Linked DNA regions of Homo sapiens: region 2 is linked to region 1. A link is an interaction called in ENCODE POLR2A ChIA-PET data of the cell type or tissue named here. Cell type or tissue: MCF 10A. All regions are shown on one strand. Each heading gives the region's core, and the rest is flanking DNA. Links, peaks and the distances in the headings are about the cores only.

Region 1 (10,500 bases), core at 3,646-6,145:
CGTCCTCTCAGCGCGGACCCTGACAAGGTCCGCGGCAGGCTGAGGCGGGAGAATCGCTTGAACCCCGGAGGCGGAGGTTGCAGTGAGCCGAGATCGCGCCACTGCACTCCAGCTGGGCGACGCATCGTCTCAAAACAAACAAACAAAAACAAAAGCTATCAATTGGCTACATATTGTTATTTGTATGACAAATTCTTTTTCCTTTTTTAGAGATGGAGTCCTGGGACTACAGGCGCGCGCCCCAATGCCCAGCTAACTTTTGTATTTTTAATAGAGACGGGGTTTCTCCGTGTTGGTCAGGCTGGTCTCGAACTCCTGACCTCAGGTGATCTGCCCCCCTTTGCCTCCCAAAGTACTGGGATTACAGGCGTGAGCCACCGCGCCCGGCATGTATTACAAATTCTAAGAACACGAAGATAATGGGGCCGGCTTGGTGGCGCGAACCTGTAGCCTCACCTACTGTCAAGACTGAGACAGGAGGATCTCTTGAGCCCAGGAGGTCGAGGCTGCAGTGAGTCATGATCGCACCACTGCACTCCAGCTTGGGAGACAGAATATACCCTGTCTAAAAAATAATAATAAAAAAAAAGGTAATGGATGAGGCCGATAGTCAGGAATGAAATGACTTTAAACAATTGGGTATGCATGGGATTGGGTATGTGTGTATGTGGGGGCAGAGGGTGGGCATAACCGAAGTCCCATACTCATGTCCCTCTAGGCCTAATACATTTTGCAGACCTCACAGAGCTCAGACTGTTGTGAGCCGTTTTTCTTTTCTCAACCTCTTCAGTGTGTTTATTTTGCTTACATCATTAGGTTAAAATTTGGAGGATAACTCCCAGCTAGAAAGGAAGAAAAGCTCTAAAGTGGAATCGCCTTCCCCCGGAAGCTGTTGTAAAAATTAAAGGATGTATGTGAGTGCACAGGCTCTCCAGCGATCGTTTTTCTTCCACAGTGTTAACACAATTTATTTATTTATTTACTTTTTGAGATGAAGTCTCACTCTGTTGCCCAGGCTGGATGGAGTGCAGTGGTGTGATCTGGGCTCACTGCAACCTCCGCCTCCTGAGTTCAAGCGATTCTCCTGCCTCAGCCTCCTGGGTAGCTGGGACTAAAGGCTCCCACCACCATTCCCCGCTAGTTTTTGTATTTTTAGTAGAAATAGGGTTTCACCATGTTGGCCAGGCTGGTCTTGAACTCCTGACCTCAAGTGATCCTCTCGCCTCAGCCTCCTAAAGTGCTGGGATTACAGGCGTGAGCCACCGCGCCTGGCCTGTTTCCACAATTAAAAAAGGCCCATCACCCTATCATGATCATCTCTATTACAGTCTGGACAATATGAGCTTTCTGGGAGAGCCAGCTTCATTTCATAACTGAAGAAATGGGCTTAGGTGAACTTAGTCATTTGCCTGAGACCGCATAGCCTGTAGATAACCAAGATACCAGCTCACATTTGTTCCAACTCATTCCAGCTTTAAATTCTTTCATTCTTTTCACAGTATGATGCATTGACTGTGCTAGAATGTGTTCTTGGTGTTGGTGAGTTAATAGTGAAAAAAACAAGTTTCTGCCTTAGTGGAGATTCTGTTGTCATAGGATTTTCCCAGGCTGGCACTTTAGAAATTTATATCCAGGCTGATGATAGCTGTTCCAAAGTTTGAATCAGGAGAAGCAACTTTGGGGAAGTGAGTCTTTAAAAAAAGGTAACTTAAATTCAAGAAGAGGAAGAGGGTGAGCTTCTAAGTAAGAATTTGGAAAAATACGGATGAAGGTACAGACAAGTGTGAGGAAGGGTGTCCAGTGAAATAGGAAGGAATGGAGCAATGTGCCCAGATTAATAGAAGCCTCAAAACTAGGTAGAAGAGTGGAGTTACTTCAGTAAAAATAGCCATTGTTAATTCCTGCTCCTCTGTGTTTCTGGCCTCAGTGGATGGCATTACCAATCTACCAAGGCATAAGCCTGTGAGTTATTCCTTTAACAAATCACTCAGTGCCTACTGTTTGCAGGCACTGTGCTAGGTACTGAGGATTTGGTGATTAGCAAAATAGACATTGTCCTTGCCCTTGTGGTCCTCTGCAGCGGGAGTCAGATGTTAAAGAAATAAACAAATACCATATGTGAATTATAATAAGTTCAAGTGTGCTGAAGGAAAAGAACAGGGTGCTTTAAGAGAGAAACAGGGAATGTAGTTTAGCTGGTGTGGGTGGTCCACAAAGAGCATGCAGGCTGGGCGTGGTGGCTCACTCCTGTAATCCCAGCAATTTGGGAGGCCAAGGTGGGTGGATCATCTGAGGTCAGGAGTTCGAGACCAGCCTGGCCAACATGGCAAAACCCTGTCTCTACTAAAAATGCAAAAATTAGCCAGGCGTGGTGGCGCATGCCTGTTATTCCCAGCTACTCAGGAGGCTGACGCAGGAAAATCACCTGGGCCCAGGAGAGCCTGGGAAGCGGAGGCTGCAGTGAGCTAAGATTGCGCCACTGCACTTCAGCCTGGGCGACAGAGCAAGACTCCACTCCATCTCAAAAAAAAAAAAAAAAAGAAGAGTTGCCCTTGTGAAGGGGGGCTGAAAGAAGTGTCCAATAATGTATGAGAAAGCACCTAGCACTGTACCTAGCACATAATATCCAATAAATGTTAACTTCCTTCCTTAACAGGAAAATCATTTTCTCACCACTCTCTACCCCTCAGCCTTCATGTCATTGATTCAGATTTTGATGAAAGTGGAGTTAGGTTGAAAAAGACTGGTTCTCATTGTAGATAATAGTAATCCTTTCACTGATTTATATATCATCACTAAATTATATCATCACTGTAAACACAGATGCCAGAAAAAAGTCTGCCTACTAACAGTTTTATAAACCAAGTGTGTTAGTAAAATTTAGTTTCTAGTGAACTAGGGTAACAAAAAAGGCAAAGATGAGCTCATGAAGAACACCAGTCTAACCAGAAAATGTTATGTATTAGCATCTATAAATGATAAACTACAAACATTGACAAATTATTCAACTTTGGGCTGGGGATGGTAGCTCATGCCTGTAATCCTAAAGCTTTGGGAGGCCAAGGCATGAGTCACCAGGGCAGGAGTTTGAGACCAGCCTGGGCAACATGGCAAGACTCCACTTCTACAAAAATTAAAAGAAAAAAATTAGCTGAGTGTGTGGCACATGCCTGTGATCCCAGCTAGTTGAGAGGCTGAGGTGGGTAGAGAACTTGAGCCCACGAGTTCAAGGCTGCAGTGAGCTATGTATGATTGTGTCACTGCTCACCAGACAGGCAACAGAACCAGACTGTATCTCTAAAAAAAAAATTATTCAATGTTGCTGGATTTAACCCAGTAATATATAGTATAATTGTTCTCAAAGTGTGATCCTTAGACCACCAGCATCAGCATCACTTGGAACTTGTTAGAAATGTATTCTCACCACCACCCCAGACCTGCTGAATCTGACACTGAGGGTGGGACCTACAAGCGCTCCAGGGGATTCTGGTGCATACTGAAATTTAAGAACCACTGGTATAGTATATGCTGCAGTGCACAGTCCAGAGCCCACGTATTCCTTATAAAACTGGAGCACTTGGCCAGGTGTGGTAGCTCATCCCTGTAATCTCAGAACTTTGGGAGGCTGAGGTGGGCAGATCACCTGAGGTCAGGAGTTCCAGACCAGCTTGGCCAACATGGTGAAACCCCATCTCTACTAAAACAAAAATTAGCTGGGTGTAGTGGCATGCGCTTGTAGTCCCAGCTACTCTGGGAGGCTGAGGCAGGAGAATCACTTGAACCCAGGAGGTGGAAGTTGCAATGAGCCGAGATGACGCCACTGCACTCCAGCCTGGGCAACAGAGCAAGACTCTGTCTCAAAAAAACAAAAACAAAAAAACTGGAGCACTTATTTAGCTCCTGGAAGTGTTGACTGATCATTACTCAGGGATCTCTACCCAGGAATTGGACTTGGCCAAAGGAAGCTGTATCGCCCAAGTTTACACTCCTTTTTAGGGGGCCTACCTCCAGTGACTGGTGGATGTAGGATATAGTGCCTAGCTCTTTTGCCTTAATTTGAGACAATTCTGAAGGGCCATTCCAGCTCCAGAGTTTCTTGTGTGATTAGTTTTGACTTGATCTAACTGCATTGAAGTTCAACTTCTGCGTAATCCTACTTCCTCTATTTTCTCCTAGTAATGTCCCCAAGAGCATTCCATACTATTACCTCTTGAAAGCAAATCCCATTTGTTTCCTGGGAAACCTGAACTAAGACAATGACTTTTCTCTGCAAAAATGTAGTCAATTTTTGAGTAGGCAAGATATTCACACGTACAAAATTTCAAAATGTACAAAGGGTATACAGTGAAAAGACTCCCCTGGTGCAGTGGCTCATGCCTGTAATCTCAGCACTTTAGAGGTTAAGGCAGGAGGATCGCTTGAGCCCAGGAGTTCGAGACCAGTGTGGGTGACATAGTGAGACCCACATCTCTGTGAAAAATAAAAAAAATAAGCCGGGCGCGGTGGCTCACGCCTGTAATCCCAGCACTTTGGGAGGCCGAAGCAGGCAGATCACGAGGTCAGGAGATCGAGACCATCCTGGCTAACGCGGTGAAACCCCGTCTCTACTAAAAATACAAAATATTAGCCGGGCGTAGTGGCGGGCGCCTGTAGTCCCAGCTACTCGGGAGGCTGAGGCAGGAGAATGGCATGAACCCGGGAGGCGGAGCCTGCAGTGAGCCGAGATTGCGCCACTGCACTCCAGCCTGGGCGACACAGCAAGACTCCGTCTCAAAAAATAAAAAAATTAAGAAAATAAGCCAGGCATGGTGGCGTGCACATGTAGTCCCAGCTACTCAGGAGGCTGAGGGAGAAGGATCACTTGAGCCCAGGAATTTAAGGATGCAATGAGCTGTGATTGTGCCACTGCCTTCCAGCCTGAGTGAGAGCAAGACTCATACACACAGACACACAAACTCCTCCCATCCTTGCCCTTAGTCATCAGTTTCACCTCTGCAGAGGTGTTGCTGATACAGTGAAGTGTGTTAGCATTTAGAGACTTCAGACTTAAAGATTACTATACATAGATTGCAGGAGCTTTTTATCCCTGTGTTCACTTTTAAATTCCATTTTAATGCTGCAGTGCTCTTCAAAATATCACAAAGACTGTAAGAGACAGAAATTTTCTTTTGGCTATTCCTTTTTTTTTTTTTTTGAGACGGAGTCTCGCTCTGTCGCCCAGGCTGGAGTGCAGTGGCGCGATCTCGGCTCACTGCAAGCTCCGCCTCCGAGGTTCACGCCATTCTCCTGCCTCAGCCTCCCGAGTAGCTGGGACTACAGGCCCCCGCTACCACGCCCAGCTAATTTTTTTTTGTATTTTTAGTAGAGACGGGGTTTCACCGTGTTAGCCAGGATGGTCTCGATATCCTGACCTCGTGATCCACCCGCCTTGGCCTCCCAAAGTGCTGGGATTACAGGCGTGAGCCACCGCGCCCGGCCTCTTTTGGCTACTTTTGTAAAGGATAGCCAAATTCTCCTTTTTAAAGTACAGTCATGCATTGCTTACTGATGGGGATACCTTCTGAGAAATGTGTCATTAGGAAATTTCATCATCATGCTCACATTATAGAGTGTACTTACACAAACCTAGATGGTATATATAGCCTACTAGACACCTAGCTATATGGCATAGCCTGTTGTTCCTAGGCTACAAATCTGTACAGCATGTTACTAGTGCTGAATACTACTGTAACATAATGGTAAGTATTTGTATACCTAAACATAGAAAAGGAACAGTAAAAATACAGTATAAAAGATACAAGGCTGGGCTGGGGTGGCTCATGCCTATAATCCCAACACTTTGGGAAGCTGAGGTGGGCAGATCACCTGAGGTCAGTAGTTCGTGATTAGCCTGGCCAACATGGTGAAACCCCATCTTTACTAAAAATACAAAAATTAGCTGGGTGTGGTGGCACATGCCTGTAATCCCAGCTACTGGGGAGGCTGAGGCAGGAGAATCGCTTGAACCTGGGAGGCAGAGGTCGCAGTGAGCCGAGATCGTGCCATTGCACTCCAGCCTGAGCAACAAGAGCGAAACTCTGTCTCAAAAAACAAACCAACAAACAAAAACCCCAAAAAAGATACAAAATAGTACACTTGTATAGGGCACTTACCATAAATGGAGCTTGCAGGACTGGAAGTTGCTTTGAATGATTCAGTGAGTGGGTGGTGAATGAATGTGAAGGCCTAGGACTTTATACTGTATAGTACTGGAGACTATGAACAGTGTGCATAGGCTCCTCTAAATTTATAAAAATATTTTTCTTCAATAATAAGTTAACCTTAGCTTACCATAACTTTTTAACTTTATAAACCTTTACATTAAAAAATTTTTTTGAGTTTTTGTAAAACACTTAGCTTAAAACACAAATACCTTGTATGACTGCACAAAATGTTTTATTTCTTCATATCCATATTCTGTAAGCTTTTTGCTTTTTATTGAGAAGGGATTTTACTCTGCCACCCAGGCTGCAGTGCAATGGCGCAATCTCAGCTCACTGCAATCTTCGCTTCCTGGGCTCAAGTGATTCTCTCACCTCAGGCTCCTGAGTAGCTGGGACTATGGGCACAGATCACCAGGCCCGGCAAATTTTTGTATTTTTTGTAGAGACGGGGTTTCACCATGTTGCCCAGGCTGGTCTCCAACTCCTGGACTTAAGTGATCCTTCCCCTCTTGGCCACCCAGAGTGCTGGGATTACAGACCCGTGAGCCATGGCACCTGGTCTATTTTTAATTAAAAAAAATTGTTTTTTCACTTTTAAAAACTTGTATGTTAAAAATGAAGAAACAAACACACATATTAGCCTTGGTCTATACAGGGTGAGGATCATCAATATCACTGTCTTCCAGCTCCACATCTTGTCACACTGGAATGTCTTCAAGGGCATTAACACATATGGAGCTGTCATGTCCTGTGATAACAATGCCTTCTTGTGGATCCCTCCTGAAGGACCTGCCTGAGACTGTTTTACAGTTCTTTTTTTATGAGTAGAAGGAGTACACTCTAAAATAATGATAAAGGGCCAGGCGTGGTGGCTCACGCCTGTAATCCCAGCACTTTGGGATGCCGAGGTGGGCGGATCACTTGGGGTCAGGAGCTTGAGACCAGCTTGGCCAACATAGTGAAACCCCGTCTCTACTAAAAATACAAAAATTAGCCGGGCGTGGTGGCAGATACCTGTAGTCCCAACTACTCGGGGGAGCTGAGACAGGAGAATCGCTTGAACCTGGGGCGGAGGTTGCAGTGAGCTGAGATCGAGCCACTGCACTCCAGCCTGGGCGACAGAGCGAGACTCTGTCTCAAAAAATAAAAAATAAAAATAAATAAAATATTGATAAAAAGTACCAGTAACTACTGGGCGCGGTGGCTTATGCCTGCAATCCCAGCACTTTGGGAGGCCGAGGCTGGCAGACACCTGAGGCCAGGAGTTCGAGACCAGCTGCCCAACATGGTGAAACACTGTCTCTCTAAAAATACAAAAATTAGCTGGCATGGTGGCACACGTCTATAATTCCAGCTACTCAAGAGGCTGAGGCAGGAGAATCGCTTGGACCTGGGAGGTGGAGGTTGCAGTGAGCCGAGATAACACTACTGCACTCTATCCTGGGCCACAGAGCAAGATTCTGTCTCAAAAAAAAAAAAAAGTATCAGTAACATAGTTTTTTATTATCATTAGCAATTATATATTGTACATAATTGCAAGTGCTATACTTTTATACAACTGGCAGCCAGTAGGTTTGTTTACACAAGCATCACCAGAAACGTGGGTAATGCCTGGCACTAAGAGGTTATAATGGCTAAGATGGTTATGATGTCACTAGGCAATAGGAATTTTTCAATTTCATTGTAATCCTATGGGGCCACAAATAAATGCCCTATGTGGCACATGACTGTATTATTATTATTACTATTATTTTGTAAAAATTCCTGGAAAGGTTTAGGGCAGATTGCAGTGGCAAGGCAGCTACTCACATGAGCCAGAACCTGCCCAATTTTTCTTTCTTTTTTTTTTTTTTTTGAGACGGAGTCTCGTTCTGTCACCCAGGCGGGAGTGCAGTGGCGCCATCTCGGTTCACTGCAAGCTCCGCCTTCCGGGTTCACGCCATTCTCCTGCCTCAGCCTCCGGAGTAGCTGGGACTACAGGTGCCCGCCACCACACCCGGCGACTTTTTTTTTTTGTATTTTTAGTAGAGACAGGGTTTCACCGTGTTAGCCAGGATGGTCTCGATCTCCTGACCTTGTGATCCGCCCGCCTCAGCCTACCAAAGTGCTGGGATTACAAGCGTGAGCCAGTGAGCCTGGCCCAAGCCTGGCCAGTTCTAAATGAGGTCAATCAGGATGCACCCACCCTTCTATACTCAGCTGTGATGCCTGGGACTCTGCAAAACACACTTCTGCTTTGCCTTTGCTTCCCTGCTAGGCTTTGCCAATAGGGGGAACTAGAGGGAAATGGAAAGACTGAAGGCGCCCTCCAGTCCGCTTTCTGTTTCTCTGAGTGTCACTTATTCAGGACTTCACTCTGGCTGGAGCAGTTCGTTAGGTAGCAGCAGCTGACTCAGTTTTTCCAACTCTTGAAAAGCCAGCCTAATTGTCTCTAACCCCCTCACCAGCACCAGCCGGCTCCTTCCTCAGAGGTTTGAGTTGCAGCTCTAGAGGTCCCTTTCTCTAGGTTTCTAAGATTTTCCCTTTGATTTTTTCAAGGTAGCTGCTAGTTGCTACCTCCATGACACCTTAGAGTTCTCTTTTTACCCTTTAGTAGTTAACTATAGATATATGATCATATATGTAGTTATATATAGTATATATAGTTATATATATATATATATATATATATATATATATTTTTTTTTTTTTTTTTTTTTTTTTTTGAGACAGAGTCTCACCCTGTCACCAAGGCTGGAGTGTAATGGCGAGATCTCGGCTGACTGCAACCTCTGCTTCCTGGGTTCAAATGATTCTTCTGCCTCAGCCTCCCCAGTGGCTGGGATTACAGGCGCCCACCACCACGCCCAGCTAATTTTTGTATTTGTGGTAGAGACGGGGTTTCACCATGTTGGCCAGGCTGGTCTCGAACTGCTGACCTCATGATCCACCCGCCTTGGCTTCCCAAAGTGCTGGGATTACAGGTGTGAGCCACCGCGCCTGGCCCTAGTAGTTAACAATATTATACCCAGTTAATGATATCTTATATTGTCTCTGTTCAGATAAGTGATGGGCTGGGCACAGTGGCTCATGTGTGTAATTCCAGCACTTAGGGAGGCGGAGTTGGTGGTAGGAGGATCCCTTGAGCCCAGGAGTTTGAGACCAGCCTGAGCGACAGAGTGAGACCCTGTATCAAAACAAAAAAACATTGTATTTTCTGGAACCTGAATGAATGTTGACTGATACAGCATATGATTTTGTTTTGTTTTGTTTTTAAACTTTCTCTTATCAAAAACTTTAAGCTCATATGAAAGTAAAACAAATAGTGCAGTGAACCTGGCATCACTCAGCTACAATAATATCTCATGGCCTCTTTTACTTTATTTTATATTCTCATTTATTTTGCCCCATTTTCAACTGGGTATGTTGAAGTAAATTTAAAGTAAATTGGCAACAAATGTTTTTACAAGAAAATTGTTTCTTTAAAAAAAACTTGGGTCACTAGAATTTGTACAATGTGCATGCATTACCTATTTTATCCACTAGCAATGCACAAATGGAAAATGAAACTTTTTTTTTCTCTTGCAGAAATGTAACTTGTATATATTTTTTTCCTTTTTTTTTTTGAGCCAGAGTCTCACTGTGTCGCCCAGGCTGGAGTACAGTGGCAGGATCTTAGTTCACTGCAACCCCTGCCTCCCATGTTCAAGCGATTCTCCTGCCTCAGCCTCCTGAGTAACTGGAACTACAGGTACCCGCCACCATGCCTAGCTAATTTTTTTGTATTTTTAGTAGAGACGGGGTTTTGCCATGTTGGCCAGGCTGGTCTCAAACTCCTGACCTCAAGTGATCCGCCCGCCTTGGCCTCCCAAAGTGCTGGGATTACAGGCGTGAGCCACCCCACCCAGCCTGTTTCATCAAATTTATATGCTACAAAATAGTAAGCCCTCTCAATTTCACTCCATTCCAGTACAGAATATAATGGGTTTTTTTTGTTTTGTTTTTTGTTTTTTTTTGAGACAGAGTCTTACTCTGTCACCCAGGCTGTAGTGCAGTGGCTGCCATTTCAGCTCATTGCAACCTCTGCCTCTCAGGGTCAAGTGATTCTCCTCCCTCAGCCTCCAGAGTAGCTGGGATTACAGGCATGCGCCACCACACCCAGATAATTTTTGTACTTTTAGGAGAGACGAGGTTTCGCCATGTTAGCCAGGCTGTCTCAAATTCCTGACCTCACGTGATCTGCCAGCCTCAGCCTCCCAAAGTGCGGGGATTACAGGCATGAACCACCACGCCTGGCCAGAATATACATTTATCCAAT
Region 2 (10,500 bases), core at 3,538-6,037, 89 kb after region 1:
CATTATTAGAAGCCATTAGAACAATGACTAAAATAATTATGGTATCAATCCTAGGACTGAGTGAGTTGGGCAGCCTACCAGGGTCTTATCTACACTGTAAAAACAAAACCTCTTACCCTGCTCTGAGTTACTAAAATGGAAACTGGAGACTTCTTTCTCCACTCCTGAATCTGAGCCACGTCACAAAGTGGGACCCATTGAAGAAAGGTGACCCTGGGGCATGTCCACAGAAATGGGCTGTGACTCTCTCTCCTAGGTGTTTCCAGAGGTGCTTGCAAGACAGCTGTGCTCTGGGGAAAGGGGAATGAGCAAAGACCCAGAGAAACCTCTGTGGACCACAAATCAGAGAGGAGCAGGTGGAGGTTGAGGAAGGTGGTGCTGTAGTGGGCCCAGTGTTCTGCAAACCCACCTTCGGTAATTTCCCAAATTGTTCATAGATGTCAGGAATAGACATACTTAGTTACTTGCCAGAAACTCTGCATTAGGGGCCGATGAGCTAGAGCTCTTCAGCTAAACTGGTTATATGTATGTAACATCTGTATCTATGTTGCTATATATGTCTATATGATCATATATACATGTTGCACGTATATATTTGTGCATGTACATTCATGTGACAAAAGAAATAGAAAGATCAATTTGACCTTTTGAAGACACAAAATTTAAAAATACAATGCATTTGTTGGAAAGAATCTAGTATATAAGAAATGTGTAATGTTCAGGGGAATTAATCAACACAAGCTGTGGTTTGTGTCACGTTTTAAACTTAATGATATCTGTAGACCCAATGGATGGCAGAAATAGAAATGAGTATTGTCCATATTTAATGATGAGGAACTTGAAGCTTTCCCACTAAGATCAGGAACAAAGCAAGGATGTTCCCTCTCACCACTCTTTTTCAACATTGTACTGGGCAACCTGGCTAATGCAATAAGATAAGGAAAGAAAACAAAAGGTATACAGGGTGACTTTTTTTTTTTGAGCGTCTTGCTGTGTCACCCAGGCTGGAGTGCAGTGGTGTGATCCCAGCTCACCACAACCTCTGGCTCGCGGATTCAAGCGATTCTCCTGCCTAAGTCTCCCAAGTAGCTGGGACCACAGGTGCCCACCACCATGCCCTGCTAATTTTTTTTTGTATTTTTAGTAGAGATGGGGTTTCACTATGTTGGCCAGGCTGGTCTTGAACTCCTGATCTCGTGATCCATCCACCTCAGCCTCTCAAAGTCCTGGGAATTACAGGCATGAGCCACCGTGCCCAGCCAGGATGACTTTTTAAAAAAGAAATAAGGCCGGGTGCAATGGCTCACGCCTGTAATCCCAGCAATTTGGGAGGCCAAGGTGAGCAGATCACCTGAGGTGAGGAGTTCAAGACCAGCCTGGCCAACATGGTGAAACCCCATCTCTATTAAAAACACAAAAATGAGCCAGGCGTGGTGGCGGGCGCCTGTAATCTCAGCTACTCCAGAGGCTGAGGTGGGAGGATCGCCTAAACCTGGCAGGTGGAGGTTGTAGTGAGCTGAGATTGTGCCACTGCACTCCAGCCTGGGCAACAGAGCAAGACTCCATCTCAAAATAAATAAATAATAAAAACTAAAAAAGAGATAAAACTTTTTAAAGATGGCATGATTGTCTATGTAGTGAATAACAAAAACAAAAACAAAACCTCCTGAAGCTAATAAACAATTATAGCAAGGTTGTAGGATACCAGGTTAATCTATAAAAGTCAAATTGCTTTGTTATATACCAGTAATGAACAATTGAATTTTTTAAGAGACAGGGTCTTACTTTGTTGTTGCCCAGGCTGGAATGCAGTGGTGTGATCATAGCTCACTGTCACCTCAAACTCCCTGGCTCAACCAGTCCTCCCCTCAGTCTCCCAAGTAGCTAGGACTACAGGTGGATGCCACCATGCCCAACTAAGTTTTAATTTTTTCTGTAGAGACAGGGTCTCGCTATTTGCCCAGGCTGATCTTGAACTCCTGGCCTCAAGCAAGCATCCCAACTAGGCCTTCCAAAGCACTGGGATTACAGGTGTGAGCCACTGCACTTGGCCTGAAATTTTAAATTAAAAAGACAGCATTCATATTAGCACCAAAAAAAAGGGGGGGGGGAGGGGAAATAGGTATAAATCTAAGAAATATGTACAAGTTCTATATGAGAAAAACCATATAACTCTGATGAAAGAAATCAAAGAACTAGATAAATGGAGAGATACCCCATGTTCATGGACAGAAAGAGTCACTATTGTCAGGATGTCAGTCCTTCCCAATTAGATCTATATATTTAATGAAATCCAAATCAAAATCCCAGCAAGTTACTTTTTAGATATAAACAAATTATAAACTTTATGCAGAAAGGCAAAAGACCCAGGATAGCCAACACAGTATTGAAAAAGATGAGCACAGTCAGAAAACCGATACTACCTGACTTCAAGACTTACTATAAAGCTAGGTGGGGCGCAGTGGCTCATGCCTGTAATCCTGTAATCCTGTGCTCATGCCTGTAAAGTGCGGTGGCACTTTGGGAGGCCAAGGCAGATGGATCACCTGAGGTCAGGAGTTCGAGACCAGCCTGGCCAACATGGTGAAACTCTGTATCTACTAAAAATACAAAAGATTAGCTGGGCGTGGTGGCAGATGCCTGTAATCTCAGTTACTCTGGAGGCTGAGGCAGAAGAATCGCTTGAACCTGGGAGGCAGAGGTTGCAGTGAGCCAAGATCGTGCCACCATACTCCAGCCTGGGTGACACAGCAAGACTGTCTCAAAAAAAAGAGACTTACTATAAAGCTAAAGTATTGGTGAAAGAATAGACAATAGATCAATGGAACAGAATATAGAGCCCAGAAATAGACCCACACAAATATAGTCAACTGATCTTTGACACAGGAGCAAAGACAATATAATGGAGCAAAGATGGTCTTTTAAACAACTGGTGTTGGGGCACGGTGGCTCACCCCTGTAATCCCAGCACTTTGGGAGGCCGAGGCAGGGGGGTCCCTTGAGGTCAGGAGTTTGAGACCAGACTGGCCAACATAGCAAAACTCTGTCTCTACTAAAAATGTAAAAATTAGCTGGGCGTGGTGGCGAGCACTTGTAATCCCAGCAAGAGGCTAAGGTAGGAGAACCACTTGAAACTGGGAGGCTGAGGTTGCAGTGAGCCAAGATTGTGCCACTGCACTCCAGCCTGGGTGACAGAGTGAGACTCTGTTTCAAAAAACAAACAAACAAACAAACAAAAACAAATGGTGTTAGAACAATTGGACATTCATATGCCAAAAAAAAAAAAAGAATCTAGACAGATAGACAGATATCTTATACTTTTCACAAAAATGAACTCAAAATGAATCATAGACCTAAATATAAAACACAAAACTATAAAACTCCTAGATGATAACATGGGAGAAAACCTATATGACTTTAGGTATGGTAATGATTCTTTAGATATAACACCAAAAGTATGAACCATGGAAGAAATAATTAATAAGCTGGACTTCATTAAAACTAAAAATATTTGCTGTGTGAAAGACATTATTAAGAGAATGAAAAGACAAGCAACACACTGGGAGAAAATATTTGCAAAACACATATTTGATAGAAGGCTTGTATCCAAAATATAGAAAGAACTTCTATAGAAATAAAATATAATATAGAAATATAACATAATAGGCTGGGCACGGTGACTCACGCCTGTAATCCCAGCACTTTGGGACGCCGAGGCCGGCGGATTACCTGAGGTCGGGAGTTTGAGACCAGCCTGACCAACATGGAGAAAATCCATCTCTACTAAAAATACAAAATTAGCCGGGTATGGTGGTGCATGCCTGTAATCCCAGCTACTCAGGAGGCCGAGCAGGAGAATCACTTGAACCTGGGAGGCGGAGGTTGCGGTGAGCCGAGATCCCGCCATTGCACTCCAGCCTGGGCAACAAGAGCAAAACTCTGTCTCAAAAAAAAAAAAGGCAAAAGATCAGGACACCTCACCAAGAAGATATACAGATGTCAAGTAAGCATATGAAAAGATGCTTAACATGATATACCATTAAGGAGATGCAAATTGAAACAGCAATGATATACCACTTCACCCCTGTTAAAATGGGCAAAATCCAAAACACTGACAATACCAAATGATGGCGAGGATGTGTAGCATCAATAACTCTCATTCATTGCTAGTGGGAATGTGAAATGGGGACAGCCACATGGAAGACAGTTTGGCAGTTTCTTTAAAATCTAAACATATTCTTACCATATGTTTCAGCAATTGCGTTCCTCGGTATTTACCCAAATGAATTGAAAACTATGTCCAGACACAAAAAACCTGCACACAAATGCTCATGGCAGCTTTATTCATAGTTGCCAAAGCCTGCAAGTAACCAAGTTATTCTTCAGCAGGTGAATGAATAAACAAACTGCGATACAGCCATAAAATGAAACATTATTCAACAATTAAAGAAAAAGAAGAGCCACCAAGCCATGGCTCTTAATCAAGATCCATGATCAAGCTCTTGATCACCCAAGAACCTGGGTGATCACGCCACTACACTCCAGCCTGGGTGACAGAGCAAGAACCTGTCTCAAAATTTTTTTTTAACTTTTTATTTTTTTATTTTTATTTATTTTTGTTTTTGTTTTTTTGAGGCAGAGTCTTGCTCTGTCACTCAGGCTGGAGTGCAGTGGTGCGATCTTGGCTCACTGCAAGCTCTGCCTCCCGGGTTCACGCCATTCTCCTGCCTCAGCCTCCTGAGTAGCTGGGACTACAGGCGCCTGCTACCACGTCCGGCTAATTTTTTGTATTTTTAGTAGAGATGGGGTTTCACCGTGTTAGCCAGGATGGTCTCAATCTCCTGACCTCGTGATCTGCCCACCTCGGCCTCCCAAAGTGCTGGGATTACAGGCGTGAGCCACCGTGCTCGGCTAACTTTTTATTTTGAAATAATTGTAGATTCACATGTAATTATAAGAAATAACACAAAGCCATGAAAAGACATGGAGGAAACTTAAATGCATTTTGGTAATTGAAAGAAACCAGTCTGAAAAGGCTACATATTGTATTATTCCAACAATATGACATTCTGGAAAAGGTAAAATTATGGACATAGTAAAAAGATTAGTCAGTGGTTGCTAGGGGTTTGGAAAGAAGAGGGGAGGGATGAATAGGTGGAGTAAAAGGGATTTTTAGGGAAGTCAAACTATTCTGTATGACACTGTAATGGTAGGTACATGACATTATGTATTTGTTAAAACCCATAGAACCATACAACACAAAGAGTGAACCTTAAGGTAAATTGTGAACTTTAGTCAATAATGTATCAATATTGGTTTATCAGTTGTAACAAATGTAGCACACTAATGCAAGATGTTAACAATAGGAAGCCATATGTGTAGTAGGGAGAGGGAATACATGGGAAATCTGTACTACCTGTTCAATTTTTCTATAAACTTAAAACAGAAAATCTATTAACAAAATATCAGCTTGCCACTGTAGCTCATTCCTGTAATCTCAGTACTTTCCAAGGCTGAGGCTGGAAGGTTGCTTCAGTCCAGGTGTTTGAGGCTGCCATGAGCTATGGTCCCACCACTACACTCCAGCCTGAGTGACAGAGCAAGATCTTGCTAAAAAAAAAAAAAAAAAAATTGTATTCTCACCACCAACATATGAGAGTGCTTCTTTCCCAACAGCCTCACCAACAGAGTGTGCTGTCATATTTTTACAATTTTTAATCTGATGTGTGAATGTAGTTTTCATTTGCAGTTATTTAATTTTGAGTGACATTGAACATCTTTTCACATATTTATGTCTTTTTATGTATGTGTGAATTGTCTGTTTATAGCTTTTGCTCATTTTTCTATCAGATTGTTGGTCTTATTTTCACCTAATTTTTTCTTTTTTTTTTTTTGAGACAGGGTCTCACTCTGTTGCCCAGGCTGGAGTGCAGTGGTGTGATCACAACTTACTGCAGCCTCAACCTCCTGGGCTCAAACAATCCTCCCACCTCAGACTCCTGAGTAGCTGGGACCACAGGCATGCACCACCACACCTGGCTAATTTTTAAATTTTTTGTAGAGGCAGGATCTCCCTGTGTTGCCCAAGCTGGTCTTGAACTCCTGGGCTCAAGTTATCCTCCCGCCTTGGCTTCCTAAAGTACTGGGATTACAGGCCTGAGCCACGATTCCTAGCCCTCCTTTTAAATTTTTAAATTAAGGGTGGGCATAGTGGCTCATGTCTGTAATCCTAGCAATTTGGGAGGCCAAGGTGGGAGAATTGTTTGACCCTAGAAGGTTGAGACCAGCCTGGGCAACATAGGGAGACCCCACCTCTACAAAAATATTTAAAAATTAGCCAGGCATGGTGACGCGTGCCTGTGGTCCCAGTCCCAGCTACTCGAGAGGCAGGGGTGGAAGGATTGCTTGAGCCCATCATGCCACTGCACTCTAGCCTCGGTGACAGAGCGAGACCCTGTCTCAAAAAGAATTTTTTAAATTAAACTTTTTATTTTGAAATAATTGTAGATTCACATGTAATTGTAAGAAATAACACAGAGAGATCCTATGTCCCCTTTACTCTATTTCTGGCATTGGTAACTTTTTACTTTTTGAGATGGAGTCTCACTCTGTCACCCAGGCTGGAGTGCAGTGGCATGATCTTTGCTCACTGCAACCTCCACCTCCCAGGTTCAAGCGACTCTTGTGCCTCATCCTCCCGAGTCGCTGGGATTACAGGTGCATGTCAACACATCTGGCTAATTGTTGTATTTTTAGTAGAGACAGGGTTTCACTATGTTGGCCAGGCTGGTCTGGAATTCCTGACCTCAAGTGATCCACCCGCTTTGGCATTCCCAAAGTGCTGGGGCGTGAGCCACCACGCCCAGCCCAATGGTTAACATCTTGCAGAGTGAGAGTACAGCATCACACCAGGACACTATAGTGACGCAGTCAAGGTACAGAATGTCCATTTCCACAAGAACAGCTCCTGTTGCCCTCTCCAGGCAATCATAGCCCCTACAGGATATGGGATACAGATTAGTGGTTTCCAGCGAATAGGGACTGGGAGGAGGAATGGGGGTGGGAGGGAGGTGGATGTGCATATAAATGGGCAACACGAGGGATCTTTATGGTGAGGGAACTTTTCGGTATCTTGACCATGATGATGAATACATGGACTTATACAGGTGATAAAATCGTATAGAACTTAACACACACACAGACACACGCACACAATGCAGAAATAAAATGAGGAAAATCTGAATATGATCAATGGATTCTATCCATATGGATATACTGGTCATGATGTTAGACTATATTTTTGCAAATGTTACCCTTGGGGGAAACTGGGCAAAGTGTACAAGAGATTGCTGTATTATTTCTTACAACTGATTGGGAATCTCCTTTTATCTCAAAATAAAAAGTTTAATTAAAATGAGAATTTTCATAGCAGCTTTATTCATAATCACCAAACACTGGAAGCAGTTCATGTAGCCAGAGAATAGATAAACACTCTGTGGTTCATCCCTATAGTGAAATATCACTCAGCAAGAAATATGAATAAACAACTTATAAACATGCTTAACCTCAGAAATATGCTGAATGAAAGAAACCTCAGAAAAGAGTACTTAATGTGTGATTCCATATGTGTGGCATCTAGAATGGCCAAAAATAATCAATCTATGGTGGAAAAAAAAATAGAACAGTGGTTGCCTGGTGAAGGGGCAGGCACGTTTGGTTTGGGAATGCTCTCTAACCCCCTTGCTAGGGGTTAGGTTACAAAAGTATACACACTTGTCATCAAATAAAAAGTGGGGAAAAAACATAATCAAATGGTACACTTAAAATTTGTGTACTATGTTATATGTAAATTGTACCTCAAAAGAAAAACAAGAGCCACAAACAAATAACAAACTTCAGTTAATAATGTGCAAACAGAAGTATCTGAATACGGGAAGTATACTGTTGCCTGCAACTTAATTTGAAATGCCCCAGAAAACAAAAGCAAGATGGCTAGTAGAGAGGATAAATGGATACATATGTGATAAGGCAAGTAGAATATAAAATATAAGTCTTTTCAACTTTTCTGTGTGTTTGAGAATGTTCATAATAAGATGATGGAGGAAAAAGTTTTTGATCCAGCAGTTTGAGACACCATTATGATCAGGTACTAAATTTTCATGTGAATTTGGGTCTGTTCCTGTACTTTCTTTTTTTTCAAGACAGAGTCTCACTCTGTCACCCAGGCTGGAGTGCAGTGGTGCAACCTCTGCTCACTACAACCTCTGCCTCCTGGGTTCAAGTGATTCTCCTGTCTCAGCCTCCTGAGTAGCTGGGACCATAGGTGCGCGCCACCACACCCAGCTAATCTTGGTATTTTTAGTAGAGAAGAGAGTTTCACCATGTTGGCCAGGCTGGTCTCAAACTCCAAGCATCAAGTGATCTACCCGCCTTGGCCTCCCAAAGTGCTGGGATTACAGGCATGAGCCACCGCGCCCGGCTCTCTACTTTCTTTTCTATTCCACTGGTAATCATTCTAGTACCATACTCTTCATTTTAAAGGCCTTTGTAGCATGTTTTAATGTTTGGTGTGGCTAGCTGGCTCTTGTAGCTTCTCTTTTTCAGTGGTTTCCTGGCTATTGTTTCCTTCTAATTTTTCTATATGAACTTTAAAATAACTTGTTTATATTCGGGGCCGGGCACGGTGGCTCACACCTGTAATCCCAGCACTTTGGGAGGCCGAGGCAGGTGGATCACAAGGTCAGGAGATCGAGACCATCTGGCCAACATGGTGAAATCCTGTCTTTACTAAAAATACAAAAATTAGCTGGGCGTGGTGGTGGGTGCCTGTAATCCCAGCTACTTGGGAGGCTGAGGCAGGAGAATGGCTTGAACCCGGGAGGCGGAGGTTACAGTGAGCCAAGATCATGCCACTGCACTCCAGCCTGGTAACAGAGGAAGACTCTGTCTCAAAAATAAATAAATAAATAAATAACTTGTTTATATTCATAATTGGTGTTTTTATTGGAATTGTGTTAAATCTGTAAATTTGCTTAGAGAAAACTGACATCATAATGATACTGACTTTTCTGTCCAAGAACAAGGGACAAATGTCTTCCATTTATTCATACTTAGCCTTGTATCTTACAGGCTTATATAGGTTTCGCCCATTTTATTTTATTTTTATTTATTTATTTTTTGAGATGGAGTCTTGCTGTGTCACCCAGGCTGGAGTGCAGTGGTACAATCTTGGCTCACTGCAATCTCCACCTCCCAGGTTCAAGTGATTCTCCTGCCTCAGCCTCCTGAGTAGCTGGGATTACAGGTGCCCGCTACCACACCAGGCCAATTTTTGTATTTTTAGTAGGGACGGGTTTCGCCATGTTGGCCAGGCTGATCTCAAACTCCTGACCTCAAGTGATCTGCTGGCCTCAACCTCCCAAAGTGCTGGGATTACAGGCGTGAGCCACTGCACCCAGCCAGGTTTTGCACATTTTAGGTTTATTCCTAAGTATTTGACCTTTTTGGGCTGTTACATATACAGTGTTTGCTACCACTGTATACTCTGACTGGTTGAGATTTGTGTATATGTAGGGCATTATTGATTCCTGTATGTCAATTTTATGTATTTATTTATTTTTAATGTTTTCCACTCTGTTTTATGGTACTGAACTGTGTGTTAATTTTATATCCCAGTTATGTTCATGAATTCTTTTGTCTCAGTAACTTTATCATTGACTCTCCAAACACAATTTTAATCCTAAACCTAACTTTCACTGTAATTCTAGCCTAACAAGACCCTAACTAGCATTAACCCAAAAGCTAAGTCTGTCATTGATTTTAATCCTAACCCTATTTCTATCCCTAATCATAAATCTAACCATAACATTAAGCCTGACTCAAGCCTAATCTAACTTTTACCTTAAACCTAACCCTAGTCAAACCCCAAAGTTACCACCTATATTAAATAAAACATAACCTTACCAAAACAGAATATAAACCTTAATCCAAGAGCTCTCTCTAAGCCTAACTCCTGACCCTAACAACAAATAGCTCTACTAATAAACTTTATCCTAATTATAACAATAACCCACATCCACACTCTAATCCTAATTCTGAATTTAACATAATCTGTCACTAACAATACTCTAACCACACCCAATCCCCAAATTAGCATTAATTCTAAACCCTAACACTAAGCCTAACCCAAATGTAATTTAATCCTAACCTGAACTTCAAACCCAAAACTAACCCTAACCTTAAATCTAACCCTAAACTAACTGTAACCCTAACTAACTCCAGCTCTGAGAATCAACTTTACCTCAACTCTACCCCATTAACCTAAACACTAACGATATCCTTAACTCCAACCCTAAGTCTAAAGGTAATCCTCATACCAACCAAATATTAAGCCTAACCATAATCATAAATATAATCATATTGCCAAAACTAATCCAAATTTAACTCTAACACCAAATTTAGCCCTAACCCAATACTAATTCTAACTCTAATATTTGAACT

The links. Peaks named below come from ENCODE experiments on the same cell type or tissue, not always from the same donor. Only the 100,000 strongest peaks of a DNase experiment are listed, where the experiment ranks them.
Region 2: POLR2A ChIA-PET joins it to region 1 with 5 read pairs; 9 of 35 experiments call an interaction of 5 or more read pairs at or near these places.

The regions. Positions count from the first base shown.
Region 1 is chr7:44,848,643-44,859,142 of GRCh38, forward strand. H2AZ2-DT (H2AZ2 divergent transcript) reads left to right here. Exons shown (of 2, transcript NR_187581.1): 2 at 817-923. Among named protein-coding and RNA genes, the nearest start is that of H2AZ2-DT, 5.4 kb to the left of the region's middle. RefSeq lists an enhancer at 1-144. In MCF 10A, for the core only: no CTCF peak of the experiment used is centred there; a DNase peak (open chromatin) is centred at 4,959.
Region 2 is chr7:44,938,140-44,948,639 of GRCh38, forward strand. No RefSeq gene overlaps it. Among named protein-coding and RNA genes, the nearest start is that of MYO1G, 36 kb to the right of the region's middle. In MCF 10A, for the core only: no CTCF peak of the experiment used is centred there; no DNase peak of the experiment used is centred there.